Regions from separate parts of the Homo sapiens genome. Here region 1 is linked to region 2. Evidence: chromatin loops called from intact Hi-C (ENCODE). Cell type or tissue: A673. All regions are shown on one strand. Each heading gives the region's core, and the rest is flanking DNA. Links, peaks and the distances in the headings are about the cores only.

Region 1 (16,935 bases), core at 4,226-12,225, 370 kb before region 2:
GCCCATTTTTTAATTGGATTACTAGAGTTTCCTGTGGAGTTATTTGAGCTCCTTCTATATTCTGGTTATTAATCCCTTGTCAGATGGGTAGTTTGCAAACATTTTCTCCCATTCTGTGGGTTGCTCTTCACTTTGTTGATTGTTTCCTTTGCTGTGCAGAGGCTTTTCAACCTGATGTGATCCTATTTGTCCATTTTTTGTTTGGTTGCCTGTACTTGCGGAGTGTCACTCAAGAAATTTTTGCCCAGACAAATGTCCTGCAGATTTTCTCCAATGTTTTCTTTTTTCTCTCTTTTTTTTTTTTTTTTTTTTTTTTGAGACGAAGTCTCACTCTGTCACCCAGGCTGGAGTGCAAGGACCCCGATCTCGGCTCATTGTAACCTCCACCTCCTGGGTTCAAGTGATTCTCCTGCCACAGCCTCCTGAGTAGCTAGGATTACAGGTGCCTGCCACCACGCCCAGCCAATTTTTGTATTTTTAGTAGAGACAGGGTTTCACCATGTTGGTCAGGTTGGTCTCGAACTCCTGACCTTGTGATCTGTCTGCCTCGGTCTCCCAAAATGCTGAAATTACAGGCGTGAGCCACCACTCCCAGCTGCAATGTTTTCTTACAGTAGTTTCATAGTTTAAGGTCTTAGATTAAGTCTCTAGCCCATTTTGATTTGATTTTTGTGTAAAGTGAGAAATAGGGATCAAGTCTCATTCTTGTACATATGGATACCCAGTTTTCCCAGTACCATTTGTTGAAGACACTGTCTTTTTCCTAATATATGTTCTTGGCACCTTTGCCTAAAATGAGTTCACTGTAGGTGTGTGGATTTGTTTCTGGGTGTTCTATTCTGTTCCATTGGTCATTGTGTCTGTTCTTATGCCAGTACCATGCTGTTTTAGTTTCTATAGCTCTGTAGGAGGTACATTTTTTAAAATCAGGGTTTAAATTGGTATTTATTGGTTCAAATTTGGCTTATAGAATTTTATTTAATTCTTTTGAATTTTTTTACTATCTCTTAAAATGAATAATAATAGTGACCATCATTTATTTGCTTTATCTATATACCATACACAAACCGATTTCAAAATAACAATACCAATATCATTATTAACAATAAAACTATTGAATTTAAAGCCCTTTCTGTCCTTAGACTATATAGCTTTACAAGAGTTTTCAGAAAGAATACTATTTTCTAGATTCATCTAATTATTTCCTCTATATGATTATGTTAGATTTTGATATATAGTGTCTTCTTTTAATATTTTCAATTTTATGGATTTTTTGGAACATGTAAAATATTTACATACTCAAGTCAAAATTGCATAAAAGTATACTCCAATAAGCCTGGCTTTCATTTCTGGTCACTTAATCCTATTTATGTCCCCACCCCCACTCCTAAACAGTAAGTACTTTCATTAGTTTCTGGTCTACCTTCCAGTGTTTGTTTGTGTTTGTTGTTGTTGTTGTTGTTGTTGTTTTCTGCAAACATAAGCAGATCCACCACTCTACCTCTGCCTATTTACTTACCAGTATGCATGTATATTATACTTACATAAATATACTTTTATTTCTCCTTATTTCTCCTCCTTTCTCACACACAAGATAACATATCTATTAGTCTCTCTGCATCTTCCTGAGGCTCATTCTTGAATCACTCAGAAGTTATTCAGAGACAGAAGGGCCTGTTAAAAGACTGGGATTTTGCCCTTGTGTTAGTTCACTTGGACTACTGTAATAAGATATACAGATTGGGTAACTTATAAACAATAGAAATTTACTTCTGGGACAGTCGCGGTGGCTCATGCCTGTAATCCCAGCACTTTGGGAGGCCAAGACGGGCGGATCACGAGGTCAGGAGCTCGAGACCATCCTGGCTAATGTGGTGAAACCCTGTCTCTACTAAAAATACAAAACATTAGCCGGGCATGGTGGCAGGCACCTGTAGCCCCAGCTACTGGGGAGGCTGGCCGAGACAGGAGAATGGCGTGAACCTGGGAGGCGGAGCTTGCAGTGAGCCAAGATTGTGCCACTGGACTCCAACCTGGGCGACAGAGTGAGACTCCGTCTCAAAAAAAAAAAAAAAAAAACAGAAATTTACTTCTCACAGTTCTGGAGGCTGGGAAGACCAATATCAAGGCGCTAGCAGGTTCAGTGTCTGGTGAGAACCACTCTATGCTTCCAAGATGGCACTGTGTTGGTACATCTTCCAGAGGGGAGGGAAGCTGTGTCCTTACATGATGGAGAGGCAAAAGAAAACAAACTTGCTCCCTCAAGTGCTTTTATAAGGGCCCTAATCCCTTGAGGGTACTACCCACATGACATAACCACCTCCTAAAGGCCCCACCTATAAATACTATCACATTCACAATAAAGCTGTAACAGAGGACTTCTGGGGGACACAGTCAGACTATGCGTTATCCAGTGCAACTTCAAGGAAGAGATAATTAGGTTGTTGGTGCTATAGTTAAATTTTATCTCAGACTACTGGGACTTGAAAAACACCTTTCCACAAAAATTATAGATTTTATTATCATGCTGACTATGGGGTGAAAGTCTGCAGTTAAGTGTGAGATCTTCAAATAGAAATATCTTGTTGGTGCTTTTATTTATTTATTTATTTATTTTGAGATGGAGTCCCACCTTGTCATCCAGGCTAGAGTGCAGTGGCATGATCTCAGCTCACTGCAATCTCTGCTTCCCAGGTTCAAGCTATTCTCCTGCCTCAGCCTCCTAGGTAGTTGGAATTACAGGCACGAGCCACTATGCCCAGCTAATTTTTCTATTTTTAGTAGAAATGGGGTTTCCATGTTGGCCAGGCTGATCGTGAACTCCTCACCTCAGGCAATCCACCTGCCTCAGTTTCCCAAAGTACTGGGATTACAGGCATGAACCACTGCAGCCAGGCATTGTTGGTGCTTTTAAATGCAAGAAAGAATCAGTAGATTTCTCAGCTTTACCTAGAGGTGATCATTAGATTTCTGAGACTGAGTCAATTCTCCAAGAGAAAAAAATAAAGAGAAAAAACAAGAGACTGGACTCAGTGGCTCACACCTGTAATCCCAGCACTTTGGGAAGCCGAAGTAGGCAGATCACAAGGTCAGGAGTTCAAGACCAGCCTGACCAACCAACATGGTGAAACCCCGTCTCTACTAAAAATAAGAAAATTAGCCCAGCTGTAATCCCAGCTACTCAAGAGGCTGAGGCAGGAGAATTGCTTGAACCCAGGAGGCAGAGGTTGCAGTGAGCGAAGATCATGCCACTGCACTCCAGCAGCCTGGGTGACAGAGCAAGACTTCATCTAAAAAAAAAAAAAGAAAAGAAAAAAAAAGAAAGAAAAGTCCCTTTGAATGAGGATATGCACACCTCTGAAAATGTTTCAAGGCGTACTGGGCTCCACAGAGACTTCTAAGGGAATTAGTTTACAGATAATCAGCTGTTACGTATTCTTTTCTAAAACTGATCTGATGGTACCACATGTCTGCTTTTTCTCCTTTCCCAATTTATTTTCCACAATTATCCTTCTTTAATTTAAAAAATGGAGGGCATACCTTTCACCCACCCATCCATCTGTTCATCCATCTATCCATTCATCCATCTATTCATTGAAACATACAATATTTTTCCCTGGTGCATTTTTTCACTAGCTATAAACACCATTTGAGCCCCAAGAACAAAGGGAAAATTTGAAACTGTAGAGTTTCTTTAAGGAATATTAAAGTGCATGGGTCTTACTTCCTCTGAGTGACAAACCTATAGCAAGACTTCCTGCTTCATTCTTTGTTTTGGTTTTTTTTGTTGTTGTTCCTTTCTTTTTTTTTCCCTCAAGACAGAATTTGGCAACAAGATGGTTGTCACAGATACGGGTATTAGCACATTTGTTTGAGTTGAAACACAAAGTCATATTTTCTGATTGATTAGTTTGACAATGAAGGTTATGTTTGTCAATTAAATTATAGTGGAAGTTGTTCATAAATTGAAAGTGCAGCTCCATTGTTTTGGGCAAAATATATTTAAGAGGCACATATAATTTTCCCCATATCAGATATATATTTTATTACTCTTTGTAGTAGTCTGTTCTCAAGCTACTAATAAAGACATTCCCGAGACTGGGTAATTTATAAAGGAAACAGGTTGAATTGACTCACAGTTCCACATGGCTAGGGAGGCCTCACAATCATGGTGGAAGGCAAATGAGGAGCAAAGTCATGTCTTACATGGCAGCAGGCAAGAGAGTGTGTGCAAGGGAACTCTCCTTTATAAAACCATCAGATCTTGTGAGACTTATTCACTATCATAAGAACATCACAGGAAAGACCTGCCCCCATGATTCAATTACCTCCCACTAGGTCCCTCTCAGGACATGTGGGAATTATGGGAGCTACAATTCAAGATAAGATTTGGGAGGGGACACAACCAAACCATCTGATTTCACCCCTGGCCCCTCCCAAATCTCATGTCCTCACATTTCAAAACCAATCGTGCCTTCCTAACAGTCCCCCAAAGTCTTAATTCATTTCACCATTAACTCAAAAGTCCACAGTCCAAAGTCTCATCTGAGACAAGGCAAGTCCCTTCTGCCTATGAGCCTATGAGCAAGTTAGTTACTTCCTAGATACAATGTGGGTACAGGCATTGGTTAAACACAGCCATTTCAAAAGGAAGAAATTTTCCAAAACAAAAGGACTACAGGCCCCATGCAAGTCCAAAATCCAATATGGCTGTCATTAAACCTTAAAGTTCCAAAATGATCTCCTTTGACTCCATGTCTCACATCCAGGTCACACTGATGCAAGAGGTTTACTCCCACAGCCTTGGGCAGCTCCACCCATGGCTTTGCAGGAAACAGCTCCCCCGCCGGCTGCTTTCACATCTGGCATTGAGTGTCAGTAGCTTTTCCAGGCACATGGTGCAAACTGTCAGTGGATCTGCATTCTGGGGTCTGGAGAATGGTGGTCATCTTCTCACAGCTCCAGTAGGCAGTGCCCCAGTAGGGACTCTGTGTGGGAACTTGCACCCCACATTTCCCTTCCCATTGCCCTAGCAGAGGTTCTTCATGAGGACCCACCCCTACAACAAACTTCTGCCTGGACATCCAGGAGTTTCTATACATCCTCTGAAATCTAGGCAGAAGTTCTGTGTGCCCACAGGCTCAACACCACTTGGAAGCTGCCAAAGCTTAGGGCTTGCACCTTCTGAAGCCACGGCCCAAGCTGTACCTTGGCACCTTTAAGTCGTGGCTGGAGCAGTTAGGATGCAGGCCATCAACTCCCTAGGTTGCACACAGCAAGGGAGTCCTGGGTCCAGCCTGGGAAACCATTTTTTCCTCCTAGGCCTCCGGGCCTCTGATGGGAGGGGCTGCTACAAAGTCTCTCACATGCCCTGGAGACATTTTCCCCATTGTCTTGGTGATTAACATTCAGCTCCTTGCTACTTATGCAAATTTCTGCAGCCAGCTTGAATTTCTCCTCAGAAAATGTTTTTTTCTTCTCTACTGCATCATTAGGCTGCAAATTTTCCAAACTTTTGTGGTCTGCTTTCTCTTGAATGCTTCACTGGTTAGAAATTTCTAACTGTCTTTTAGATACACTAAATCATCTCTCTCTGGTTCAAAGTTCAACAGATCTTAGGGCAGGGGCAAAATGCCATCAGTCTCTTTGCATAGCAAGAATGACCTTTATTCCAGTTCCCAAAAAGTTCCTCAGTTCCATCTGAGACCACCTCAGCCTGGACCTTGTTGTCCATACTATCAGCATTTTGCTCAAAACCATTCAACAAGTCTCTAGGAAGTTCAAAACTTTCCCACATCTTCCTATCTTCTGAGCCTTCCAAGTCTCTAGGAAGTTCCAAACATTCCCACATTTTTCTATCTTCTTCTGAGCCCTCCAATCTGTTCTAACCTCTACCTGTTATGCAGTTCCAAAGTCACTTCCACATTTCAGGCATCTTTATAGCAGCACGCTACTCTACTGGTACAAATTTACTGTATTAGTTTGTTCTCACATTGCTAATAAAGACATGCCTGAGACTGGTAATTTATAAAGGAAAGAGGTTTAATTGACTCACAGTTCCACATGGCTGAGGAGGTCCCAGAATCATGGCAGAAGGCAAATGAAGAACAAAGTCATCTCCTACATGGTGGCAAGCAACAGAGTGTGTGCAGGGGAACTCCCCTTTAGATCAGATCTTGTGACACTTATTTACTATCATAAGAACAACATGGAAAATACCGACCCTCATGATTCAATTACCTCCCACTGGGTCCCTCCCAGGACACATGGGAATTATAGGAGCTACAATTCAAGATGAGATTTAGGTGGGGACACAGCCAAACCATATCACTCTTTAATCTTATGACAAAATCTACATGTCAACTTAAAAGTGTGTGAAGAGGTACATAATTTTCAAAAGTATTTTATTAGGGAGTCCAGTAAACAAAACATGTAAAGTCCTATGAGTCAGAAGATAGGAAGGGACAGAAAATAACCAGAAAATGTCAGAGGCATAAAAGAAAACCAGAAGAGATGGCAGGAAAGACTCCAGGAAGTAAAGTGTAAAACATTGCAGGGAGGTCAAGTAGAACAATAATTAGAGGGTAATCTAATCTGTGTGAATGCAGTTTCTGTAGGTGGGACAGAGTGAACAGTCTATTTAGGTCATTCAAAAAGTTGGGAAGTGATGGTGATGAAAACTGAGTTCTATCTAGAATATTATCCAGCAAGATCATTGGGGTTATAACTGCTTAAAAAAGAAAAAGCACTTCAATATGTTGAAGAGTGAGGACTACTGAAGGAATATGATCTGGGGGAATGGGCAGAAGGAGAAAAATTCACCTTTGGGACAAGGAAGACAGCTGTTCTCTGAAGCTGGCAATGAGAAGAGGAGTTTGGAGACAGCTGAAGAGGAAGGAAGAAGCCAGAGCCTCCACCACAAGGTGACCATCTTCTCAGTAAAGCACAAAATGAAGTCATGTGCTGAGAGTAGCTATTTGGGTGGAGAGCAGAGAAGTAGTGAAGGGACTATTTGGAAGAACTTGCCAAGAAATCCGTAACAGAGGATTTGGAGAGAGGACCACTTCAGGATCATTGCTCATCCTAGCTTTCTGGTGAGTTTTTAAAGTGAAATTTTATCAACACTTCACTTTTAAGGTTTCTATATTTGTCCAGTTTTCTATAGTGAAAAAGGAAGAAATAATTTTTTTTTTAAATAAAGGCTCCTCACACTCACCAAAGAAAAAGATCAAGGAGGTGTGGACAAACAGTGTCACGAGCAAGCTCTCTTGGTACTGTAACGTAAAGGAAGAGTTTATTGCATTTATATGGAGTAACTCAATGTTTTTTAGTTCATTTGATCAGTCTTAAGTGCTTATAGAGATGTCCTTTTAAATTATCGACTAGTACTTTCAGGCAGTCTATCCATAGCCAAGCAAACCAGCTGAAAGGGTCAGCCATTCAATCTTGCTTAAGTTGTATTGGTCCAGAGTATGATGGTTTCTAAAAATCAGCTTCATAGAAATCATGTTTATAACAAAGACACTAGTAACTGGGCATATGTACAAAAATAGGGGGTGAGAAAGTAAAAAACAAACGAAAGAAATCAAAAACAAAACTACACACACACATTGCCAAACCAAGATTTTTAAGCAGCAGAGGGCAGCCTTCTCTTAAGTTTTGGTTTTAAAACATTTGCTCCCAAAGCAACCTGGCCCTTAACTTCTACAGTAATTTTTTTTTTTTTCTGCAGGTGATATAAACAACACTGGGCACTAGTAAAGTGAAAAAGACAGATTTCTAATCAGTAATATACTATAGCAATGAGGAAAAGAGCCCAGTGTGAACTGTGGTCAAGTTTGATTTGCACAAAGTTGACTCAGCATCTTAAGGGAGAATGAGGGAATAGGGAGTGAGTGAGCAGAGGCTCAGCAGAGCCAGGAAAGGGAAAAAATTACAAAAAGCAGGAAAAGGGGAGTTGCTCCATGTGAAACCCATCTGAGTTTGCTACTGACATGATCAAAGTTAAGCTCCTACTCTTCCACAGAGACTAGGAGACAAGGGCTCTATCTTCAGGTGTTGGCTGGAACAAACAGTGGATTCTTTTGGTAGCTTGAGGTTTTTTCAGGCAACACTTTAAGGGGCAGCTAGGGTCATCCTAGGGATGTGGCCTTGAGCTGTGAGAAACTGTTAGCGTTTGTTCCAAGTCTGCATAGGCCAAGGCTGGTACCTAGTAGAGAAAAGGCCCAACAAAGCCTGGGGAGAGTTTGGTCAAGAAGAGAGTCTTAGTCACAGTGGAGAGTATCAATACTAGTTTTATTGACAAAAGCATAATTCCACCATTTCCTTCTACCAATAGGATAATATTAGTGCTTCTTTATGACTTATTGACAGTAATTCTGCTTAGGGGCTGCCTTAGGTCCTCAACAGAATTTGGGAGACAACTTGAGAAATAGTTATTATCTTTCTCTTAAGGGAACTCTTTGTCTTGCCCTTATCCCTTTAAACAACCCTCAAGAATTGAAGTGGTCACTTGTGTTTCTCCTATCCAGCATCCCTTCCCCTTCTTATAGTCAAAATGTCATTGCTAGCTGTTGGCAAACCATGCTTTGGAGTAGGGAGGACTTGTTGGCCTCATTCCTTAGCTTCAGGGTGGGTGTGTGAGCCTGGCTCAACCCATCAGAGCATCACACATCTCTAGCCACAGGATGTTCCAACAGTTGGCTTGGAACCTGACTCAGGCCAGTGACCAACTCTAGGACTTCTGGAAGTGTAGAGAAGACAAGCATTCTTGCTACTATCCTGCCAGTGTATGGAGCCTGGAGCTGTAGGGACTTCCTAGAGGAAAGGGTACCAACCAGAAAAAGGAGAGACCAAGACCTGATGACATTTCTGAAACCCTGGATCCAATCATTTCATGTTTGTTTTATGTTAGTTTATTATGAAATATTTCAGATATTCAAGAGGATTATTATAATGAATACCCATGTACTCTTCAGGCAGTTTGAGAAATAAAAGATTGCCAATGAAACTAAGTAAGCACATAGACTCTTTAGTTAGATAGGTCAGTAAATCCACTTTGTGTAAGTCAGTTTGAGTTGTGGCTCTGTCCCCTGAAACAAAAGAACTCAAACGGAGTTTATATGTATGCAATAAAGCCTGTCCAAAAGACAATCTAGAGGCAAAGTGTAAAACTAAATAAATATTAAATGAATCAACCAATCAAAGCAAAGGGTATCAGAGAGTTTTTGTTGGAAATAATGCACCCTATTCCAGCTAACTTTGCACCTTTTTTTTTAGATGGAGTTTTGCTTTTGTTGCCCAAGCTGGAGTGCAATGGCACCATCTCCGCTCACTGCAACCTCCGCTTCCCAGGTTCAAGCTATTCTCTTACCTCAGCCTCCCAAATACCTGGGATTACAGGTGTGTGCCACCACGCCCAGCTAATTTTTTGTATTTTTAGTAGAAATGGGATTTCACCATGTTAGCCAGACTGGTCTTGAACTTCTGACCTCAAGTGATCCACCTGCCTCGGCCTCTGAAAGTGCTGGGATTACAGGAGTGAGCCACTGCACCCAGCCAACTTTGCACCCTTTTTAAACCTGAGGTCCCAGTGACCCTGGCCCCTATACTTGCCTACAATTGTCTTGTCTTGACATTCTGCTGCCTGAATCAGCTGAAAGCCCTTTTTATTCCACAGAAATGTTCTTTTTTGACCAAGCCTAAAGGCCATACTTAGAAGCAGAAAATACGAAACAACCCCTGGCTCTGACCTTGTCTCCATCAGCCATCCAGTGTCTGGTCCACACTACAGCCCTGCCAGCTTCCTGACAAGCTGTGCATTTCTCATGGCACTTTCCACACCTGTTCTGCTGACCTCGGAGCCCCCCTGAATGGGCTTTGTAATTTCTCAACAAGCTGGTCTCAAAGCTCAGTGTGGATTCACTTCTCCTGAGAGCCTCATCAAAGAGTGGGGATCTTGCCATTTCTACACTATCCAAGCCTGCACTTGCCCTCTAGTTTTCCAAAACAATTTACAGGCACACACTTAGATGATCAAATTCTTAAAAAGAACAAGGATGATGAACAAAAAGAAACCAAGATGATGGTTACTCTGGAGACGAAAGATGAGAACATCATAGGGTGGGGCAAATTGGGGTTTCCAAAGTAGTGGTGATTTTTCAATTTCTTTACCTGAGTGTACTTATTTGTTATTCTCTAAACTATATAGGTACATTTGTATGTGTGTAAATATTTGTGTGTATATATATAATACACATACAAGTGCTGCATATGCTGTGTGATGTGTATTTATGTTTAGCACCATAAAGTCTATTATTTTAGCCCAAGATTACTCTCCAAGAATAATCCCTATTTTTTCATTTATTAATAAGCAACATTTATTGAACCCCTTTTACATGATATGACAGACCCTGATAAATCAGACAGCAGTGAACAAAAAAGACATAACCCATCTTCTCATGAACTTAGCACTAAGTTTAGGAGGGATAAGAGTAACACAAAATATCAAAGTATTAGATAGTGCTACAAGCTATTATAAAAATGGAACAAGTTGGTATGAAAGTGAGCATCAGTGTGTGTGGGGTAACAGGGAGTGCCAGCATGTGCAGGGTGACAGTGAGAGCATGTGCGGAGATGAGAGCGACAATGTGTGTAGGGGTGACGTGTTTGTGTGTAGGGCTAACTATGATAATCGGCATAGGCATGAAGTGAGAGTATGTGTAGGGGTGACAGTGAGTGGCAGTATGTTTAGAGGTGACAGTGAGTGAGTGTGTGTAGAGGTAACAGTGAGTGGCAATGTGTGTAGTGGTGACAGAGCATGTGTAGCTGTGACAGGGAGTGACAGTGTGTGTAAGGTGGCCATGTGTGACAATATATATGGGGTGACAGTGAGAGACAATTTGTGTAGGGGTGACAGTGAGAGTGTGTGTAGGTATGACAGTGAATGACAGTATATGTAGGGTGACAGTGAGTAAGAGCATGTGTATGGGTGACAGTCAGTGACAATGTGTATAGGGGTGACAGTGAGAGACAATGTGTGTACAACTGACAGTGCATGAGAGAATGTGCAGGAGTGACAGCAAGTGATAATGTGTGTAGGAGTGACAGCATGTGTAGGGGTGACAGTGAGGGGCAGCATGTGTAGGGGTGACAGTGAAGGACAGCATGTGTAGGGGTGACAGTGAGTGACAGCCTGTGTAGAGGTGACAGTGAAGGACAGCATGTATAGGGGTGACAGTGAGTGACAGCATGTGTAGGGGTGACAATGAGGGATAGTATGATTAGAGGTGACAGTGAGGGGCAGCATGCATAGGGATGATAATGAGGGACAGCATGTGAAGGGGTGACAGTGAGGGGCAGCCTGTGTAGGGGTGACAGGAAGTGACAGCATGCGTAGGGGTAACAGTGAGGGGCAGCATGTGTAGGGGTGACAGGAAGTGACAGCATGCGTAGGGGTAACAGTGAGGGGCAGACTCTATAGGGGTAACAGTGAGGGACAGTATGTTGGGTGACAGGGAGTGACAGCATGTGTAGAGGTGACAGTGAGGGGCAGCTTATACAGGGGTGACAGAGGGGGCAGCATGTGTAGGGGTGACAGTGAGTGATAGCATGTGTAGGAGTGACAGCGAATGACAGCATGTATGGGGTGACGGTGAGGGACAGCATATGTAGGAGTGACCATGAATGACAGCATGTGTAGGGGTGACAGTGAGGGACAGCATGTGTAGGGGCAACAGTCAGTGAAAATGTGTAGGAGTGACAGTGAATGACAGCATATGTGGGATGACAGTGAGGGACAGCGTGTATAAGGGTGACAGTGACGACCAGCATGTGTTAGGGTGATAGCAAGTGACAGCATGTGTAGCGGTGACAGTGAGCAAAAACGTGTAGGAGTGACAGTGAATGACAGCATGTGTAGGGGTGACAGTGCAGGGCAGCATGTGTAGGGGTGACAGTGAGTGAAAACATGTAGGAGTGACAGTGAATGACAGCATGTGTAGGGGTGACAGTGCAGGGCAGCATGTGTAGGGGTGACAGTGAGTGAAAACATGTAGAAGTGACAGTGAATGACAGCATGTGTAGGGGTGACAGTGAGGGACAGTATGTTTAGGGGTGATGATAAGGGGCAGCATGTGTAGGGGTGACAATGAGGGACAGTATGTTTAGGGATGACAGGGAATAATGGCATGTGTAGAGGTGACAGTGAGGGGCAGCTTAGGTAGGGGTGACAGAGAGGGGCAGCCTGTGTAGGCGTGACAGTGAATGACAGCATGTGTAGGGGTGACAGTGAGGGACAGCATGTATAGAGATGACAGGGACAGCATATGTGAGGTGACAGTGAGGGACAGCCTGTATAAGGGTGACAGTGAGGAACAGCCTGTGTAGGAATGATAGTGAGTGACACCAAGTGTAGGGGTGACAGGGAGGGACAGCATGTGTAGGTTTGACAGTGAATGACAGCATGTATAGTGGTGACAGAGGGGGGCAGCCTGTGTAGGGGTGTCAGTGAGGGCATGTGTGTGAAGGTGAGATGGAGTGACAGCATGTGTAGTGATAACAATGAGAGCATGTGTAGGAATGATAATGTATGTAGAGTTGAGAGTGAGTGACAGTCTGTGTGTGGGTGACCATGACAGTGTGTATGGGTTGATAGTGAGTGACAGCATCTGTTGGGGTGCACTTCAAACTGGGCAGGTCACGGAAATCCTCGCTGGGGAGGGGATATGGAAGAGGAAGCCTCAGTGAGAAGGATGCAGGCATGGGAGGATTTAGGAGAAGAGCAGCATGGTAATGGGCATAGCTAGTGCAGGGCCTAAGGCAGGAAAGAACTGGGCGCACAGGAGGTGCAGAGAAAACAAGGGTCACTGGAGGCTAGTGACCTGGGGAGGACACAGGAGGAAATAATAGCAACAGGCAGCCGCCAGAGCATGGAGAGCCTTATAGCCTGTATTAGGGGTTGGGGTTTAATTCTAAGAGTATGAGTAGCCAGTAAAGGGTCTTATGCAGGGGGGCTGATGTGATCTGATTTATAATTTGGGAAATATCGCTCTGCCAGCCGAAGGATGAGGTATTGTAGCATCGCCAGTGTAAGAAGAGCAGGAAGAGGCTATTGCAGTTGTGCAGGCAAGAGATGGTGTGATGTGAGGTACAGACATGTCCTTGCGTATGCAGAGACATGGGCCGCCTCTACTTGCAGCAGCTTGCTAAGTCCAGTCAAAGGTAAACATGAGGTCGTTTCCATGATTCTGCATAATAGTAGCAAGAGTGGCCATACTTAAGCCCGGTTTTGAGCATGTCACTCCCCAACTGTGAACTGTAGAGAAAAAAAATTCTAATCACGAGCTTCATGATCTTACAGCTCAGCCTCTCATTTTTATGTCTCCTCAATTACTTATTAAAACCTCTCATACTTTCTTAAAACGTGGGCAAGAGCCCTGCTCTAGTCCGTCAATATTCCACAGTCAGGGCACTGTCTTTAGCTCAGATTGGATGGTGTGAAATAAATAGGAATTTGACTTTATCCCCTTTGGAATAAAGCAGATTTTAATCTGGGACTTCTTTACAGGAATTTAGATAAACAAAGTAAAAATAAGAGGGTAGTTCATAGTACCGCAGAGGTACTATGCACAGGCTCTAGACTCAAAAGCACAGGCTCTAGACTCAAATTGTGTGATCCAAGTTGGAATTTAAGCTCTGGCATAAGCTGTGTGAACTTGGGTTGGTAATTTAACTGATCTGTGTGTCAGTTTCCTCATCTCCAAACTAGTGAATAATACTCATCCACGTGCTTGTTGTGGGGATTAAAAAAGGAAACCCATGTAAAGGGATTAGAGAAATGTTTGACTTATGTTCAGTGCCCAATAAATGTGAAGTATTAGTGCCATTTTAACCAGTATGCAAATTCCTGGGTTCTTTCTTTTTTCTTTCTTTCTTTCTTTCCTTCCTTCCTTCCTTCCTTCCTTCCCTCCTTCCTTCCTTCCTTTCTTTTTTTTTTTTTGACACAGAGTTCCGCTTTGTCGCCCAGGCTGGAGTGCAATGGTGGGATCTCGGCTCACTGCAACCTCCGCCTCGCCGGTTCAAGCAATTCTCCTGCCTCAGCCTGCCGAGTAGCTGGGATTACAGGAACCCACCACCATGCCTGGCTAATGTTTTGTATTTTTAGTGGAGACGGGGTTTCACCATGTTGGCCAGGCTGGTCTCAAACTCCTGACCTCAGGTGAGCCGCCTGCCTCAGCCTCCCAAAGTGTTGGGATTACAGGCGTGAGCTATTGCGCCCGGCCCTGGGTTCTTTCTTTTCAGTGATATATATTCCTCTGGTGAACTTTAAGCACTTTGCAGGTTGTTTTTCTTGCAACACTGTCTCTCAAGTTCCCTTTTCATGTGAGGAAACCCAAAGTAAAGAGTTAAGTGGTTTACTGAAGAAGGTATGGCAGAGAGTCACAGAATATTAGCAGGGGACATCTACATACCCAAGGGACTTTAAAAAATACTAATGCTTGAGTTACACCCTGAGAGATTTTGCTTTCATTTTTATGGTCTGTAACCTAAGCACTCATATTTTTAAAAATTCCTCAGGAGATTCCAGTGGGCAACTGGACCTAAGAATCTTTGACTTCTTAAAATCCATTTTACAGATGAGGAAATTGAGATACTCTGTGATTGAATGACTGGCCCAAATTAATCAATGTCAGGGATAGAAATAGACTCTGAGGACAACACAGAGATAGTCTTAAAATTCTAATGCATTAATAAAAGGAGCACGTCATAGTAAGTGATACATCTCTTAAGAAAGACCATTGTGACTTTAGCCTAATCTATAGTTAATATATCCAAGGAGAAGGTGATGTCTACGTGGAAGCACAAAGCAGGTTTAGCAGGAGCATCACACTGGCTTGCCTGAGACCATGGAACATTTATGCTCTACACCAGTGCTCTCAAGTTCTGGGTGAATGTTTACCAGTGTTCATCTAAAGATGAATTGGCTTTCAAAGCATGTTTCCCATGGGAGAATAAAAGGCGGGGGCCTGATTATCAGGTCCCATTTAGACAGATCTCCCGCCCCACCCACTCTTTTAGTGTTTGTTTTCTTATTTTCTTCACCCTCTGTTTCTCCTTATCAAAATAGACTTATGCAGGGCACCATCCCATTTTGTAAAAAGAGAAGATCTAAAGCTGTTACTTTTCTCTGCCTCCCTTTCACTGATTCTCGGAATCAGTGTACACCTGAGATCATGCAGGGTCTTAAAGCAAAGGGTTTAGGGTAATATTTTTCTTTAATGAGCTAGCCCCCAAACGCAGCCACTTTGAAATGGTAATAGTGATTGACGCTCTCTGTGGGAGAAAAGTTCCTGGGAATCCAGCAGTTTTCTCATCTAGCCCGGCTACATGCGCAGTTTCAAAACATTCCTAGTTATGTAAAAATTATAATATGTGGCTGGGTGCGGTGGCTAAAGCCTGTAATTTCAGCACTTTGGGAGGCCAAAGTGGGCAGATCGCTTGAGTCCAGGAGTTCTAGACCAGCCTGGGCAACAAGGTGAAACCCCATCTCTACAAAAAATACAAAAATTAGACAGGCGTGGTGGCTCATGCCTGTAGTCCCAGCTACTTGGGAAGCTGAGGCAGGAGGATTGTTTGAGTCTTGGATGCAGAGGTTGCAGTGAGCCAAGATCATGCCATTGCACTCCAGTCCAGGTGACAGAGGGAGACCCTGTCTCAAAAAAAAAAAAAAAATTATAATATGTTGTACTATGCCTTTCAACATTTACTGAAGAAGTTGGCAGAATCAAACAATGACTTATTTGGTGTCTTATGTACTAGTTCACAGAACTCTTCTAAAATGAACAAAAAAACTTGTCATTGTAATAGTTTATGGGTTATATGACCTGTGAAATTATATACACAGCCTGAGATGGATGATGTATCTGCTATAGGAATACTGAATGATGCAGTTTTCAGTTTTATTCATGAAGAAGTAAAATGTTTCAAAAATTGTTTCATATTAAATGGTTATTCAATTTCTTCAATGTGCATTTAGTTTTATCTGAAGGAATAAAAGGGGAAATACTGAAGGAAGAAGAGACAGTGTTGTTCAACTAAAGTTAAAGCAAGCCTCACTCCATGTTATCTGATTTGCATACCAATTAGGAAAGACTTATGACCAAAAAAAAAAGGGAATTGGACTAAAGGGAAGTACATACTAAACACGAAAACCAATTTCAAACATTCTGTTCTGATTGTGTTGATGACCAATTTCTGTTATGTACTTAGTAGATTTGAAGGAAGCTCAGGGATACCCCATCCATTGCTATCTCATGGACAAAGAAAGCAAGATTCACAGTTGTGTTACTTAATCAAGATGAAAAAGAAATAGGTATAAATCGTTTTATACCTATATGTTTTTGGGTTGTATGTGATCTTGGGGAACATATCCCTTGAGTAAGTCAAAGTATTTATGATCATATTTTTGATCTCAGAAAATAGGACCCCTTGCTTTGACTGGGTTGAAGCTCAATATTCATTAGTAACTCATTAGTAATTCATCTTCATACCAGCCTCACCAAGGCCGAGGCTCAGGAAGTTCCAAATAAAGTTAGAATTCAAATAGCTTAAAGTCTACCTCAAATTCAGCACAGAATTCCTTCGCTCAAACTAGTAGACCAGCTTGCCAAAGAAGATGGTAATCTGGATGAATAAAAATATATATCTAATTATCTCCATTTTTATAACATATAAGAATTCTCTTATTCATTCCCAATTTCTTTTTGGATTAAAATACAACTTACATACAGTTCACAAATTTTAAATATACAGCTTAATGAATGGTTACATAAAATACATCTCATAACTGCTACAAAGATCAAGATACAGAACTTTCCCAGCATCCAAGAAGGCTCTCTGATGCATCACTAGATCTATAGTAACCACAGCTCTTCT
Region 2 (16,935 bases), core at 5,330-13,329:
GGATTCTTCAGCTTTAAGGTTTCTGTCTTGTTCTTTTTAATGATACCCATCTCTTTGTCGAATTTCTCATTCAAATCATGAATTGTCTTTCTGAATTCATTGAATTGCCTATATTCTCTTGTATCTCAGTTTTCTTAAGTTTATTGTTTTGAATTCTTTTTCTGGGATTTCACACATTTTCTTATCATTGAGGTCTGTTACTTGAGAATTGCTGTTTTTCATTGACAGTGTCTTGTTTCCTTGCTTTCTCATGTTTGATGTGTCCCTACACTGATTTCTATGCACGTGGTAAAGTCACTTCTTCCAATTTTATGAAGTAGGTTTCATATGAATGAGTTTTAGGGTATTGGTTTGGTAGAGTACATTGGCTTTGCTTCTAGGTGGATGCAACAGTGTACTCTCCATGTAGTTTCTTCAGCTATAATCCATACTAGTAGCATAAGCAAGTTTCTCAGTGGTCTAGGCTGAGAGAGTCTGTGGCACCAGTGGTGTGGCTTTGTAGGATTGGGGTTGCTGGGCTGTTTCTCAGGTTGGAGGCATATATATGCACACAGTGTGCTAGCTAACTTGGAGTCACTGGGGTTGGAGCTATGGTACTGTTACTCTTGCCACAGGCACAAGCATGCAATTGCTTGTCTGACCTAGAATTGTGCCTGCCAGGAGTGGTCCGTGGAACTATTTCTCAGGTCTACATGCAGGTGCAAGGCTCTTCAGTTGGCCTGGGGGTATGCCCACCAGGGGCAACCTGCAAGGCTGTTTCTTAGGCACTGATGGAGAGTACAGGACCATTGGGTAGGCCACAGCCATGTCTGCAGGGGGCAGGGGGCAGGGGCACTGCAGGGCTATTTCTCAGGTCCTGAGCACGGTCACATAGCGACTTTGCTGGCCAGGGGCAGATCAGCTGCTCAGAGACTCAGGTCCTCTCCCATTTAGGGGAGGGCATGTAGCAGTTTGGCTGGCTCAAGAGTAGAGTTGCCCTGGGCAAGATTGCTATACTCTTCCCCCAGCTGAAAGTGTAGTGACAGGAGTTGTTTTCCCTGCTGTGCAGGACCAGAGTCATAGCTGATTCTGGGCCCAGGCTCTGCACAGCTGGGGTTGTGGCATTCAGCTACCTGTATCAGCTTGTTGGAAATAAAATGGAGTCCCAGTGCTGGAGAGGTGCAGTAGATACTGGCCCCCAGAGAAGGGTGGACCCCAGAGGTAGCTCTGGTCTCAAGATGGTGCTATGCTGCAGAAGCTTGGCTCACAGGGGTGTGAGGTATGGGGAGTGCAAACCTTGTGCTCCTGCTACAGGGCAATACAGCTGCATGAATTCCTAGCGGCTCTCCAAAATGGGCTTAGGGTTTGCAAGAGCTTTGGGATTCTCCTCTTATAAGGACTGTAGGTGTTTGTGGTGGCAGTGGGGGCTGGTGGGGATCATTTTACATTTTCTCTTCAGTGGAAAGTCCTTCCTAACTCCAGGCAGATCTGATCCAGTTTGGATAGACAAGTCTGCAGAGATTGGGTGCTTCTACACAGCCCTATGGTGATTTCAAATCACCCTATGTGTGTCTGCAGTCTCTTGCTGCACTTAGCATTCTCCCTTTGACAAATCGTAGCTGTCTGTTCCTTGCCTTGGTCCTTTTCTACTCATGTATTTCTTATCCTATTGAGCTCTCACTATGTGCCAGGCATGTGATGTTAAGGGATACCATTGAGTAAGTACAATGCTCTTTATTGGGATACAGAGCAAGTAAACCTGTATACTCAGCCAACTCAATGCAGGCATCCTCTCATTTCCCCATTGACCATACTGGGCAGTAAATAATCTCAATCCTTGACTCTTTTTTTCCTTGACTTCACACAAATCAACTCCATTTTCTTTTAATGGTTTTACCTTGAAATTTTTATCATTTATTAGACTACTGATAAAAGAGAAGTCTTACCCTCCATCTGAGAAATTTGGAAGACACTCTAGTCCCTTGATGGATTTTGAGAAGTGTGCTGTTCTCACCAGAAAATCGTTTGTTCATCCTATCTTGGAGTGAATTCCTTCTGCAGATGGCTAATCTCATGGACTTTGTGGCACTTACTTAATAACTTTATTCTCAGTGGATGACTTTTTCTTGTCTCAATCCCAAATCCCAAAGATATACTCTCTTTGATGCCTGTAGGCACCTGCTTTCAGCTGTGTACAGACTGACCCATGATATTTCATCCGTGTAAGCCATTAGAATAGTTTTCTCCACTAAATCTTGGTACTATGCCCTATTGTCTCTATTTTACCCTTAACTTTACTTAACTGGCATTTGCATGGCTTGGCTTTATTTGACAAGGAAGTAGCCATCCTAAGAAAGATTCATCATCATCTCATCCTCTGCCTTGAGAGTTCAGTGAAAAAGCTAGCTGCTTCTGGAGAGAGTTCCTTTTCCATATTCAAACTTCATCAAGACAAGGGATGATTTAATTACGACTTTCAGAATTTGTCACTATATAAAGTAAAATCATTTGTATGAAGCTTCACATAGTGTTCTGTGTCTAGGCTGTGTTACTATTGAAAGGAGGTAGATATAGACCTCGAGAAGAATTTCTTGATTTTAAGAATTGGCAGATATTAGTACATATTAGAAAGGATAAGAAATCCCAAGAACTTGTAAATGAAGCCAACAGCTAGTGGAACACTGCCAAAATATAAGAAGATGGACATTAGGGATGTACAAAGGTTAAGAGTGTGGACTTTAGAGTCAGATTTTAGATCTTGTCCTGGTTTACCAAGTGTGTGACTCAACCATTTTCGCAACTGTAAAATGAGCCTTGTAAAGTCATCTACTTCATGGGGCTGGTTACAGGATTAGAAAATAAATGCAAAAAGGCCTAGCGTAGTATGTGCATATAGTATGTACTTAATAAATGTTAGTTACATTTAAGATTCCATATCCTTTGATATCACAATGAAATTTCATTCATTTGGGCCCTAGTAATTAAAAATGTATTACACTATTTGCTCTATTTCATATGTATCCTCCACAGCAAAAATAACTTCCTAATTGATAATGCATATGTTATTGTAACCTGAAAATCCTAAACAGACAGAAGTTATCAATGTTTTTGTTGACAATTCATAAATAGGCTGAGCTGGAAATTGTCTCCTTTATCATTGAAAGCCTATTGAAATGTTAAGAAGTTACAAGGTTATATTTAACCCATTTCAGAGAAAAAACTCTTTTAAAACACTTAGCACTCTTTGCATATAAGCAGCCACTCTGCCAATCATAAATGATCCTTATCTCTTTATTAAAACCAATATGACAGAACATTGACTTCTCAGCACTTTAATAGTTCTTAGTTCAGGTGTTGAAGTGTAACGATCTTGCATTTCTTCAAATTTTTTCAGAAATATGTCTTTCCTTGTGAGTAAATAGAGCTGGTTTAATTTGTTTTATATCATAAATTTCCCACAGGGCAAAACCAAAACGATATTTTGTGAAATTCCATGCTTGGTAAACTCCATCTAAAAATGATATGGCTGACAGAATTGTTCACTGGTTTAGTCACGTCATAACTAAAAACAAAGGAAAAGTGATTCTCTTTCTCTCCATTTCCCCATTAACCCCACTACTTCTCCCAGCCAATTAACAGAAATCTATTCTTTAATTAACCCTATAAATATATACACCTACTATATACCCACAAAAATTTCAAAAGTTAAAAAAAACCTTTTAATTAGCCAACATCTACTGGACACCTGCTCATGCTGGGCACTATGTTACTATCTCTAGAGATATGGAGAAGCACAGTGGAATGTACATTCTAATTGCGGAGCAAAACACACGTAGTATGGAGGTGGTCAAGGAATGAGGGGTGTTTGCTTTTGGATGCAAAGTTTCTTTCTGGGGGGTGATGACAATGTTCTGAAATTAGATCATGGTGATTAACCTTTGTACATCCCTAATGTCCATCTTCTTATATTATGGACCAGGATTTGTTAAGGCCATAGACTGACCATTGCATAGTTTCAGAATTCTAACAGAAGTAGGAAAATGCTACCATCTGGTCATGCCTGGCTAAAGACACAGACTCAGGGGCTGAAATACCATTTTTTTAGTAGCACTAGCCTTTGGTTGAGCTCCTATTCTTGCTTTTCTACAGCTTTGGTCTGCAATTTTGGCCCTTCTTCAGGCAAATTGATCAAAAGCCTTACCTCCCACTTCTCTTCCTAAAGCCTGTCTCTGGGCTGGGGCCCAGTAGAGGACGAGCTAATATGCCAGTTTGTCCTGCTGCTCAGCAATCCCTACTTCTGGCTCAAATGTCACCCACCCGGTAGCAGAATGACCTTTCCTTGCAGTTCTGGCCCATCCAGTTCCACAGGAAAGGGGAGACAAGACATTGCAACTGTAACTAGAATCTGGAAAAAGAAGATTTTCTCATTTAGGAGCTTGGGAATAGAAACTTAAGAACAAATCACAGATTTTTAACAATTGGAGATGAAAATAATTTATTGCAGTGTGACTTTAGTGGCTATTTCCTCTCTACAGAAAAAAAAATATCACTTGTGATTTTTCTTTCAAAGTAAAGTTTAAAAGATCAGAGTGCCCCAAGCGATGTTTCCCTGGGGTTAAAAAAGGAGCAACAGTGCCGCAGAACATCTCATAAAAACAAATGGCATTTCACAATATGGTGTAGCTATTGATGGGTGGAAATGAATCAAGTGTTTCCTGTAAGATTGTTGTAATGCACTGGAGAAAGCGGGGGAAGAGGTGGTTAAGTGTGCAATACTGTGATTGTGATTATTACCATTAACACAATGCAGTCACATGTGGAATGGAGTCCCCTAGGGTGCTCTGACGTTCCAGTACTCTTCAAGCGCCAGAGTGACATCCTGGAGCCTGCCACCTCAGTGAGCAGCACACTTCTGGCCTAAGGCCCTGCTTGCTGCCCTGTGGGTATCAATGTGAAAAGGCCTCAGCCTTCTCTGAGGCTTCCTTTGCTCTAAGGACCTCCTGGGAGCAAAGTGGACAGAAGAGTGTCGGCAAATCAGGCCTGCGCCACAGCCAGGAAGTGTGGGTTCATGTTCTTCACGTGCACCGGAAGGTATTAGAATGCCCTCCTTGAAAAGCAGCTGCTCTTTCATCTCCATTGAGACCAGAGCAAAAAGGATTAGATTTAAACACCTGTAAGAAGGGTTCTTGTTGAGCATGGGAACCATTTTGTGGTAGGGGATTCTGCCAGTCACCAGAATGGTTTCCCCAATCGGCCATGGGGTTTCTCAGAAAAATCTCTAAGGGCAACGTACATTCTCATTCATTTAGGACAGTGATTCTTACTATATATATATATATATATGTGTGTGTGTGTGTGTGTATATGTATATATACATATATATACATATAGGTATACATATATGTATATATGTGTATATATAGTTTTATAGAGGTATAATTCATATACCATAAAATTCACCCATTTGAAGTGTACAATTCAGTGGTTTTTAGTATGTTCACAGGACTGTGCCACCTTCATCACAGTCAATTTTGGAATATTTTCATAACCCCAGAAAGAAGCCCCCTGCCCATCAGCATTCACTCTGCCTTTTCCCTCACTCTCTACCCCAGCCTAGGAAGCTACTAATCTGCTTCCTGTCTTATAGATTTACCTATTCTGGGCATTTTTTATAAAATGGTCTCATATGAGATATGGTCCTTTATGTCAGGCTTTTTTCACTTGGAATACTATTTTCACTGTTCATCCATGTTGTAGCATGAATCAGTATTTGTCTTTTTGTGACTAGCTTATTACACTTAGCATAATGTCCTCAAGGTTCATTCATGTTATAACGTGTGAAAATTTCCTTTCTTTTAAAATTGAATAATATTCCATTGTTTATGTATAACACATTTTGTTTATCCATTCATAGGTTGATAGGCACTTGGATTAGTTCTACCTTTTGGCTATCGTGAATAATGCTGCTCTGAACATGGGTGTACAGAGGAGGGTAAATCTTAACCTTAAATGTGCGTAAGAAACCTCCCAAGGAGCCTGTTAAAAATGCATATTCTGAAGCCCCATACACCCCTCTTGATTCCCATTGTTCAGTATGTGTAGAGTGGAGTTCAGAAACTTTTAAGCACTTCAGGTGATTTGCTCTGTCACCCAGGCTGGAGTGCAGTGACGTGAACACTGCTCACTGCAGCCTTGACCTCCCAGGCTCAGTGGTCCTCCCACCTCAGCCTCCCGAGTAGCTGGGATTACAGGATTGTGGCACCACACTCAGCTAATCTTTGTATATTTTGTAGAGGTGGCGTCTTACTATGTAGGCCAGGTTGGTCTTGAACTCCTGAGCTCAAGCGATCCTCCCACCGTGGCCTCCCAAAGTGCTGGGATTACAGGTGTGAGCTATGGCACCCAGCCCATAATTTAGGTGATTCTAATGAGGGTGAACCTCCAATCCTATGAAGTCAGGGTGTAGAATCACAGCCGTTTGTCACTAGAGTGTAGTCTGGCTTACACTGCCTCTCTCTGCTTGCTCTTTCAGTGTCCACCATGAAGAGGACACAGGTTGGCTTTTGCTTCTGCTCCTCTTTCCTCAGCATAGCTAACATGTTTTATCAAACAAAACCTTTCCAAGCTTTTATTTGGTCCCTAACATCAGGTGAACCTGAAGGGATTAGTGTCCCGCTGTACCTGTAGTGGTTTTTGGAAAGGGTAGGAGTGACCCTTTCAGGATCAGGCATGAGGAAGCCTACAACAGAGATGTGCTGGACCACAGTGCAAAGCTCATGCATCTCACGAACAGTGCCGCCTGCCTCTGCCAAAGAGATTAGAAAGGCTTTGTTAAGGGAAGGATGAGAAAGAATGATCAGAGTTTCTACAGTTAAGTGAAAGGCTTCACTGATTTGCTGATGAAGAAACCTACATGAGCTGAAAATACTAATTCTGGATGATGTAGTCTGAGAGACAGGTGTTCAAGGCTGTAAGCTAAATCAGTAACTTATTTATCAGGAGGTCTTTGTCAGACTTCACAATCGGCTTGCTGTGTGACTTTGGGCTACTTATTTGATCTTGCTGAACCACACTCTTCTACCCAGTAGATTGGAAGTGATCTTCAAAGTTATAAGACTCTGTTTCTGAAGTATCATTGATCCAGCTTCCCACTGACGTTGGTGTGTACGAATGGGAGATTAAAGATTTCTCAGAACAAGCTCAAAATACTGAGAACTGATCTCAAAATACAGAGATACTGGGAGGTAACAGCCATAAAATCTGAGTTAGTGAAAGAACAAAGGCTGTAGTGGTTGCATTAGTGGTTATAACTTAGGCCATGAGCTTTAAGCACCCATGGGCACACACAGTTGAGGGCATGAGCATCCTCATACACAGGTGATTGAATGAAAAGACTGATTCGCTTGGATAGAAAATCAAGCCCCACTTGATTTTCTAAACATCCCTGTACCCCAAATCTAAACTACTAAATGCTAAAATACTAATGATATTGATTTTGATCCTGAATATCTTATTTTATGACAAACTTATGACAAGAGATCCCAGCATATCTGGTCAATGAGAAGCACTTTAATTTCCAGAACCTTTATTTATTTATTTATTTGAGATGGAGTCTCGCTCTGTCACCCAGGCTGGAGTGCCAGTGGTGCGATCTCAGCTCACTGCAACCTCCACATCTCAGGTTCAAGCGATTCTCCTGGCTCAGCCTCCTGAGTAGCTGGGACTACAGGCACATGCCACAACGCCTGGCTAATTTTTGTATTTTTAGTAGAGGCAGGGTTTCGCCATGTTGGCCAGGCTGGTCTCGAACTCCTGACCTCGGTGATCCACCTGCCTCAGCCTCCAAAAGTGCTGGGATTACAGGCATGAGCCACCACACCCAGCCTCCATAAATTTTTATATCTATAAATCTAGAATTCTGTATAGAAATACAGCTGTCATGATGACCATCTTGATGAATCTTGAGCAGTGTAAGATATCAGAGTACTTTTGGAATCACCAAGAAAGATTGTTTCATTTGGTTTACTGGCAGTGTTAAATCTAGTTAATTATTTTCTGATTATTTAACTTGATGAAAGTTTATGGTATATTGTGATTGTTAATTAACATAGGACTTACAATTTAGCCAAAACAAAATGGTAGCTTACTTTTTCAGTGTATCTGGAGAAGCAGGAGAGTGTACAAGTTAGTAGTTCATGTTCCAGCTTTGCCATTTACTAGCTGAGCAACGAAATACTTGAGCAAATTACGGAGCCATTTTCTGCCTCTATTTCATCAGTAAATTGGAGAAAATAATGGTACCTACTAATGGATAAAATGAGTTAAAATGTATAAAATGCTCTGAATAGTACCTATTATATAGTAATCATTCAACAAATGTTAGTTTATTATTGCTATTGTTGTTATCATAGCATTTTCTAGTTTGCTTGGCACTTATGCCTATCTTTTCTCATTTTAGCCTCATGATAACCCTGTAAGTTAAGTAAGGCAAATGTCATAAATAAGGAAATTAAGGATTTTTTTTAAAGTGACTTGTTCATGGTCCCAAAGCTAGAAGTGTTGCTAAGTGGGGCTAGATCCCACATCTTTTGACTGATAATCTATCTCTCACCATATCATGATGTCTCCTTCTCAGCATGCTGAATAAATAGGTGCCATTATTTCTGGCACATTGTCTCTTTAATAGCCACATATTCTTAGGGTTCCAGTTAAGGTTGAGAAGCTGAGATCATGTTGGCTTCTGAGATCAAAGATAATTTTACTGACCTCAAATTGTATACCAATATGATGATAGGGTGTTGAGATGCCCAGGGTAAAGGAGTCACATTTGATAAAACCTTGTGTGGATTATCATCTTTTCATAATGGCTAAATCTTTTATGATACCGTTCAAGCTCAGTGACTTCCCAAATCATACTAATAAGTACAAGAAGTGTTAGCAAAAGAGATGAAAAAATTGAACTTGTAAATGAGACCTTTGTACCAAATTCTTGGATGTTTTTTCTTCAAAGGCTCATTCAGGGATCTTGAATTCTTCAGTGGGTTCTTGGTATCTTATGACATAAAGCATCCTCCCATTAGGTCTGGGAAAATCACCACAAGCATGCCAATAGTTCTGATATCTTAGCAACAAGGATCTTGCTTAGATCCATGCTTGCCTTTCCCCAAATCTGGATTGAATTACTGGAAGTTGAACGATCTAGCTCTAAAGACTGCACAAACATTATAAAAGAGAGCTCTGTTAACACCAGATGGCCTTATCTGCAGATTTTTAAAATGTAGACTATAAGAGAGCCATATAAGCATTGTCCAGAGAGACAAAAGGAAAGAAAAATACAAGCCACAATGGTTTGAAATATCCAGCTCTATTTTATAGAACCTTGACTCTACTGATGTTCTTCAACCCCAATCCTGCAGTTATTCATGTGGATTTTAACGAGAGTAGCTAGTGAAATTCAAGCTCAGATGTAGTCATTGAACCAAATAGTATAACGACTAAGTTGGAGATTTTAACTCACGACACTTGCCTTTTGTTGTCTAGCTTCAATACTATTTAAGAAAATAAGTATTTCTAGGTTATTTGAGGGATTTTGACATGGATGCAAAATATTAATCTGTTCTTTTTCCTTTGGCCCCAGGAGCTGGGATGAAATCACATGATTTCATCATTTTGAATCCATGCGGCTCCTCTGAGATAGGGCCAGATGTAACCAGAAGGATTTATAGGGTGTAAAATTCAGAATGGATTAGAAAAGCCTTTCTATGTTCAGCCCAACACATCCTAAATCAACGTCCCCTGAATGGACCAGAGCAATCTCTGGCTGGCCTAGTGGGGAGGTTGTCATGGCAACTGACTGGCAAGCTCAGCCAGTGGAATGTGAATGCAAACAATAGAGTGATAAGACTGTGTACAGAGCAGCATACTAAGGCTGCTTCTGCCCAGGTACAGTGGCACATAGGTGAAAGTGTGAAACTGTTGCTGCATTTTGTAACTTCTTAACAATCTCTGGCAGCTCATTTGAAATTTACCAAGTGCCCTTTCCCAGATGTTGGTAAAAACATTCCTGCTGATAGATAACAGAAGCTATGGAAAAATCAGCACCCAGCTGATAGGTGCAGAGGTATACAAAGCCCTGGAGGGCTGTTGGAATAACACTACTCAAAAATTTTCTGAAGGAGGTTGAAGCAGGTTTAAGGTAAATCTTATGACTCTTCAGTGCCATCTTGTGTCCTTTTAGATACTGACAATTTACTAGAAGCCCACTCTCAGACCGATCATTAGGCAGCAGCAGGGCAGACATGGAAAAGTTAGAGCTGGATTATATTGGAGCTTGGTATTCCCTTTTACAGCAGAATATGCACACCAAGCCTTCTGAGCTTTAAATTGATTTAAAAAATTGAAATTAAAAATTTTGGTAGAATCTGGAAATAAAAACAGAATAAGATGCCAAATAATGCCATGAAAAGATTGCAAGAGTCTACATGGTGCGCTAGGGGTTGAGGGAAGGGATGGAAAATCTAGATTTAGTGTTGAAGATTCTTACAGATAGATTTGGTATTGAGGATTCTTACTGTTGTCATTACTAACTCTTGCAATAGAATATTTTTAATCTATTCAGTCATGCTGATAATGCAAATGAATCAACAGAGAAAAATAAAATGTGAACATCACCAATTCCACTTTATAACTCTTTTGTTCATGGTTAATGGAGTAAGAGATGGTAGCATTTGCTTAAATGGTACCTCATGCCCACCTCTAATCTCTTACCTACCCCAAACCTACCACCCACTGATGTCTCACCATCACCTCATCACTATTGAAAGCCATAATCAAGTCCCATTTAATTTCAGAAATGCAAAATAACCAAGATGTGTTTCTGTGTGTTTCTTCCAGGGTTTGAGTTTTTTGAAACAAGTGCCAAGGACAACATTAATGTCAAGCAGACATTTGAGCGCCTTGTGGATATCATCTGCGACAAAATGTCAGAGAGTTTGGAGACTGATCCTGCCATCACTGCTGCAAAGCAGAACACGAGACTCAAGGAAACTCCTCCTCCACCGCAGCCCAACTGTGCCTGCTAGTGTCCCCGTGCACACAGGCAGCTCCAGGGGGCTCTGGTTGCCAACAAACAGCATTTGTAAATGGTCTATTAGCCTTCATTTATACTGCCTAACAATTATTTGAAGGAATAAATTGATGTCAATGGCTCGTACGCATTCAATTCTTGGGAGCTTTCCTGTTTAATATGTGGCAAATATGTGATCTTAAATTTATAAGGACTATCCATCTATAAACATCTGGTACCTGCATGTGACTTGTTATTTATTTGTCTGCTAGGCTCTTTTTGTTTCAAATTTGTTCTCAGACTACTTCTGGGACATCAGACTATAATCTCACTACAACTGGCTTTTGTCCCATTGATTCAAATTATGCTATTCACTTGTAGGAATGATGACCAAGGAATTGCTTGTGTGTGTGTGTGTGTGTGTGTGTGTGCACGCATGCCCGCATGCGTGCAGAGGAAGAAGTCACAAGACTTCATTTGCTTTACTCTTAGTTGAAAATCAAATGGAAGTTTTTCTCATGATTAGGGACGCTGTCACGAGTCTGGTCAGTTTACTGTTGGGAACTGTGTCTTTATTTCACTGTTATTAATAACTGAGATCATTGGCCTATAAAGAAATTGAAATGTTGTTTTTAAGGTCCTTGCAATTTTCCTAAGTCATTAATATTACCTGACTGGGGCTATTTAACAATAATCTTCGTTTACACATTTAAATAAGCAAGTATCTACCCAGGACTGCTTTTTCCACTGATCCTTCCCAATTCTGTGAATATTCAACATCATTGAACAGATTGAGACATATCTACTGAATGCCAGTTATGCAACAAGCATTTTAACCAAGAAGGGTATGAGTAGCTATGGAATTCCAAGGTCCAAGCCCCCTTATTTTTCAATGACTTGCCTTCCCCAACCCCCATAATGCACACCACCACCACCATCACTTTCTGGAACCATCACCAACTCTTGGACTAGAGCTTATGTTGAAGCTTGTTAGGGCTCCTCTTTCCGTAGGATGTAGACTTGCCTCCCCAAACACGGCCATCTTCTCAAACCTCAGCTAAGTTCTTTTACCTGTTTAGATGCTATTTAAATCAGATTTCAAAGGGTCCCCAGTTGAGAAAAAGGAAAATTTTAATCTTTAATCATCTTTTTAAGTCCAGATGTTCATAAATTCTAAAGCATATTCCTATTACGTGAATGCTTAAGTTACACAGGAAACATTCTATAACTGTAGTATTTCAATTTCAGAAATATTTAGGATCCATAGCAATTTAAAAGAGGGAGGAAACCACTGGAGCATTCTAATTTTGTATCACAAACTTCCTAAAGGACCTATATGAATAAAGAGAAAACAACAAATCCTACCAGCTGTACAGAGAGCAACAGGGAAATTTGGCCTCTGTATCACTGTCCAGCATTATTTAAAGCTAGGATTTAGGAAGGAAGCAGGAATTATTTGGCAGATTTGGAAGGATAGTTTCGTTAAGTGAACTTTCTACTTTTTTGGTGGTTATGTCAAAGAATTTTTTTCCTCTTCTCAAAAATAGAGAGGCTTCCCATGAAAGTATTGGATGCAAATGAAACAGGCATACATCTAAAGATATCTTTGGAGAATAAATCCTTACAAGTCACAGAACTAGGTCACACACATTAGTAAGTCAAAAGTTGGAAATTAGGGGAGAGAGCATTTGGAATGCTTTAAGCATTTCCATGTTATTTCTCACCTTCCTAGTTGAAGATCCACTAATCAGTAGTACATTTCTACTTTGGTGCCCTACAAAGCAAACCTTAGCATAGTAAAGACAAGAAAACATTAATGTTTTATTAGTTTTTAATGGGGCAACCAACTTCAAAATCACAGGAATTACAGTGACGGGAGAGAAAGAAGCAGGAGGCATAAAAACAGATTTGTTTGTAGCAGTAGTCTGTTTGTACAATGTTATAATATTTCTGTAACTTGGGCCAGAATGTGGCCATGTTAAATGATATAGCTATTAAGCTCACTTTTACAATCTAAAAGGAACTAATAAAGCCAGGAAACCCTTCTCATCCTCCTTCACAGCCCTCATCCCACACATAGATGTAAAAAGCTTAGAAAGAATATTCTGATGGCTTTTTCAGAAGGAAGGACCTTGATGTGTGTATTGTGGTAAAATGAAAAGCAAAATGAGACAGTATTTAAAAGTGAAAGAGCAGAGTTTTGCTCTGCTGAAAACCCCTTCCCTGAAGAACTGATTGCTGTTGAAGTTAATTGGCCCTTAGATGGGAAGCCCTAAGCCAAGCTCCCACTTACACAGTGTCAAACATCCCGAAGTGGAAACATTTTATGCCAGTCAGGGGAGAGACAGGCAACAATAGCCCAAATGTCATTGCCAAGAAACATCTGATACTTTCTAATTTCTAAACCCCAATGGAAGTGAGGCCTTTTTCATTGATTCTCAGTTCTGAAACTCCCACCCTGTTAGGATTTCCATTCCAAATAATTCAATGAGAGGTTTCCAGAGAAACAGTCACAGAGCTCAAGAGAAAGAACACTTAAATGCTCCTGCTGTAATTGCATCAAAAAATCCGGGTTTTAACATCAAATTTGGCAAATGGTGGGACCAACCCAAGGTTAACTAAGTGGGCTTTCATTGGCATTGAGCTATGTTACTTATAAATTATAACACTATAGTTCCAAGGTTTTTCAGCCTTTTGGCCAACACACACACACACACACACACACACACACACACACACTATACCATCATCTATCAATAGTCTAAATACATAAATAAATGCAGGTCATTTTTATCAATGGCCTAACTAAATTTATATTTAAAAGAACAAGACTTTTAAAAAGTACATACTCCTGTTGGTTTGTAAGTTATACACATTTATCTCTTGTCTTTGATTTAATTAAATTAGTGTTTTAAGTATGAATTTATTTTCCTTTGCTACTCATTACCTGACCACTTTCACTCCTCTAGATACCCTTAGGAATAAACCTGAACTGTTCCAAATCGATTCTTCCAAGAGCTTTGGTGTTGGTACCTTCCTTTCTTTTCCTAATGCAACTGAAAAATTAGACTGAAAATTATTTGACTTAAATAGCCATCCTCAGAGTGAATCAGCATTTCAGTTTTTGGAGATGGGGATGGAAGTAGAAGGTGCACAAAGCGTCCTAAGATGGCAGTTTGAATGTTAGCATCGCATCTACATGCTCATAAGAGGAATTGCTTCAGGACAATGAATCAGTTCATTGTTGCTGCCCCCAGTGAACAGCTCCAACTGCCTTGATGAACTTCTAATGACTGTGAAAGCTAGGAGGTTCTTCTAGTTCCTCCTTAGGGTCACTTGAAGTTCAGTATTTTTTTGCTGCCTGGTAACTAAGTGCTAAGATTTTTACTTGGAAAGAAAACTATGACAATGCCTTCAGTTGTAGCAGAAAGTTGTGGCATTGTGATAATAAACAAAATCTACAAAGTTACAACCCAAATTATACAAGACATCAAAACACTCAGTAAACAAATATATATATTTCACCTACTTAAATCTTATTCATATTAATTATAGGCCTTTTGTTTAGTACACTGGTTATTTTTTAAGGAACCAATTTAAACTTTCAATTTTAAATACATCTATGCTGACGATAGACTTTCGGGTATATACAACCTTCTTCTTCTCTTTTAAAAGTTAAATACATTCCACTATTAACTGAACTTCCATGAAGCAACATTAATTTTAGAGCATGGTAGTCCATAATCAGTGGTTCATTGTGATGTGCTTTATCCAACATGTATCTTAGTGCATGGTTGAGGATGTACTATGTGATATTTTAGTTAACAGTGTGGCATTTGTGGGACTATATTAAAAGCATATCCAAACTACCAAGCTATACCAAGCTGAGGTAGGTAACACCTGCATGTGAAAAACTGTGATATGAATCTTATTTATAAAAAAGTCATAACTAAAACCCTTCTAGACCAAAAAGTTACTGTGTGTTTGTTAATAATCTTCATAGTACTACTGGAATGCTCAATCAGTTATTTTTGGTGTGGCATACTTCAGAGCTGGCCTGTCCGTCTGAAGAACCCTTTCTCTCACAATTACAGTTTGCATGACTAGAACCCGGAACTCTGTTCCTTTGCGTGTATAGTCACTTAGTGTGCTGTCCGGGTGCCACATGAGCAACTACACCCATGTGGCCTTTCTGTCACTCCCTGGAAAATGCAACCTCTACAGCTCTGCTCAGCTCTGCCTGTGTGCATTGATTACCTTCGCTTTAGTAGTTTGCCTGTAAAATGGTGAAGTCTTTCTGATATGCTGAACCTTTGAGCCAGCTTTTGGGAGTTCTTCATATTTTAGGTGAATTTTTGACCAAAGTCAATTAAAGACATAAACCTGTTTTATATCATGGAATTTACTGGGCCAAATTAAGTAAAAGATGAAGTTTATGACCAGAATAAAAAAGCCTTTACCCCTGCACAGCACTGTATCTAAAGGGCTCTAGGTTGTAGAAATATAGTACCCCCTAACAGGGAAAAACCAAGTTGGGGGATTTATCTAAAATGTATCTACCTATTGTTACTGGTATTTCACAAATAATTTTTTTCTTAAAAATATTTACAGAAATGCTTGACACTCCGGTCAAATAATATTTCCCTTTGATAGATTGAAATATTTGCTTTTAGATTACACATACAGTGCTGCCCTTCTCAACAGTCACTCACACGCTCACTCGCCTGTACAAAGGTATCAGGCAAACACTGATACTTTTTTTTAAGAAGGCAAAATTCCATCTATGGTGCTTTCTCAGTGCTAGGGAAAAGGGAGCTTTTACTATGTTCCAGCTATAACTCACATCTTACTTATAAGGTCCATAAAATCGGTTCTTCACACTGATTTCGTTTGATTAGTCTGTGCATGTAATTAATTTCCTCCAAACAGAGAGAGTGGAGGGGAAATAAATTTTGCAAGCATTCTAGATAACAGAAATGAGTCATTTTAAAACCTCACTCAGAGCTCGAGTGTTAAGATCAGACCATCTAGCTAGTGGACAAATTGAACTTTCTATTTGCAGTTCTCTTTTACTTTCTGACTTTCTTTTAAATTACTGCAGTTTTTCAAAACACTATCCTCATGGAATGACAGGACCAAGAATAGAAAATGAGACTCAAATTTCACCATTTACTTCCCATCAGCAACCATTACTGGTGGAGTTTCAAACAGTCATTACTTGCTGAAATGAGGTTTGAGGTTACCTGTGTATTTCATTCACCTGTGTTAATATTTCCTTCATCGTGGACAAGTGAGAGTTGGCTGTGGCTTTATTTCTTGAGGCAAATTATTTTGCATTCATGTTATTTGGGGCTAGGTATTGCTTAGGTTCGTGAATGCTGTTCTTACAGACACAGATGGTACCTGAGCCCCTCAGACACCTGCCCTTTCAGGGACGTGAGCATGACTTACATCTGTCAAGTGGTTCCATACTTCTTGTAAAAGTAAAGTTTGGGTATTGTTTGCTGTATCAATATGATGGCTTTCCATGCATTGTCTCATTATCCCTAGGATACGTGCTAAAGGAAAACTGTCCTGTAATTCCTGTTAATATATTGTTAATGTCAGACGTGATGTGATACCGTTAGACTGTCCAAATGTACAACAATTTAATGGTGTTTGTAGAACTGATATGTCTTAAATGTTGCATGAAATATGTTATAAAAATAGATTTGTTTTCTATTTTCAACACCTCAGAATTGAGGGTTCATGGGCCAATAAGTGCAATATTTAATGACTCACTCAGTGTATATAAACTAGTATGAAAGAGTGAATTATAATGAATGTGTGAGATGCTTTGATAGCTGTGTGACTTATTCAAATGATTTTCTTGTAGCTGTATTTGTCTAGTG

What was found. Hi-C counts contacts between places; a loop is a spot of excess contacts. Peaks named below come from ENCODE experiments on the same cell type or tissue, not always from the same donor. Only the 100,000 strongest peaks of a DNase experiment are listed, where the experiment ranks them.
Region 1: it touches region 2 in a loop (6-fold over the local background); 22 of 110 quality-filtered maps call a loop at or near these places.

Annotation. Positions count from the first base shown.
Region 1 is chr5:58,470,313-58,487,247 of GRCh38, forward strand. No RefSeq gene overlaps it. Among named protein-coding and RNA genes, the nearest start is that of GAPT, 13 kb to the right of the region's middle. In A673, for the core only: a CTCF peak has its summit at 7,610 (motif pointing right); no DNase peak of the experiment used is centred there.
Region 2 is chr5:58,840,292-58,857,226 of GRCh38, forward strand. It overlaps RAB3C (RAB3C, member RAS oncogene family), which reads left to right. Exons shown (of 5, transcript NM_138453.4): 5 at 10,873-16,935. The coding sequence ends at 11,060. Among named protein-coding and RNA genes, the nearest start is that of PDE4D-AS1, 190 kb to the right of the region's middle. In A673, for the core only: a CTCF peak has its summit at 10,207 (motif pointing left); a DNase peak (open chromatin) is centred at 10,180; H3K27me3 peaks cover 923 bases.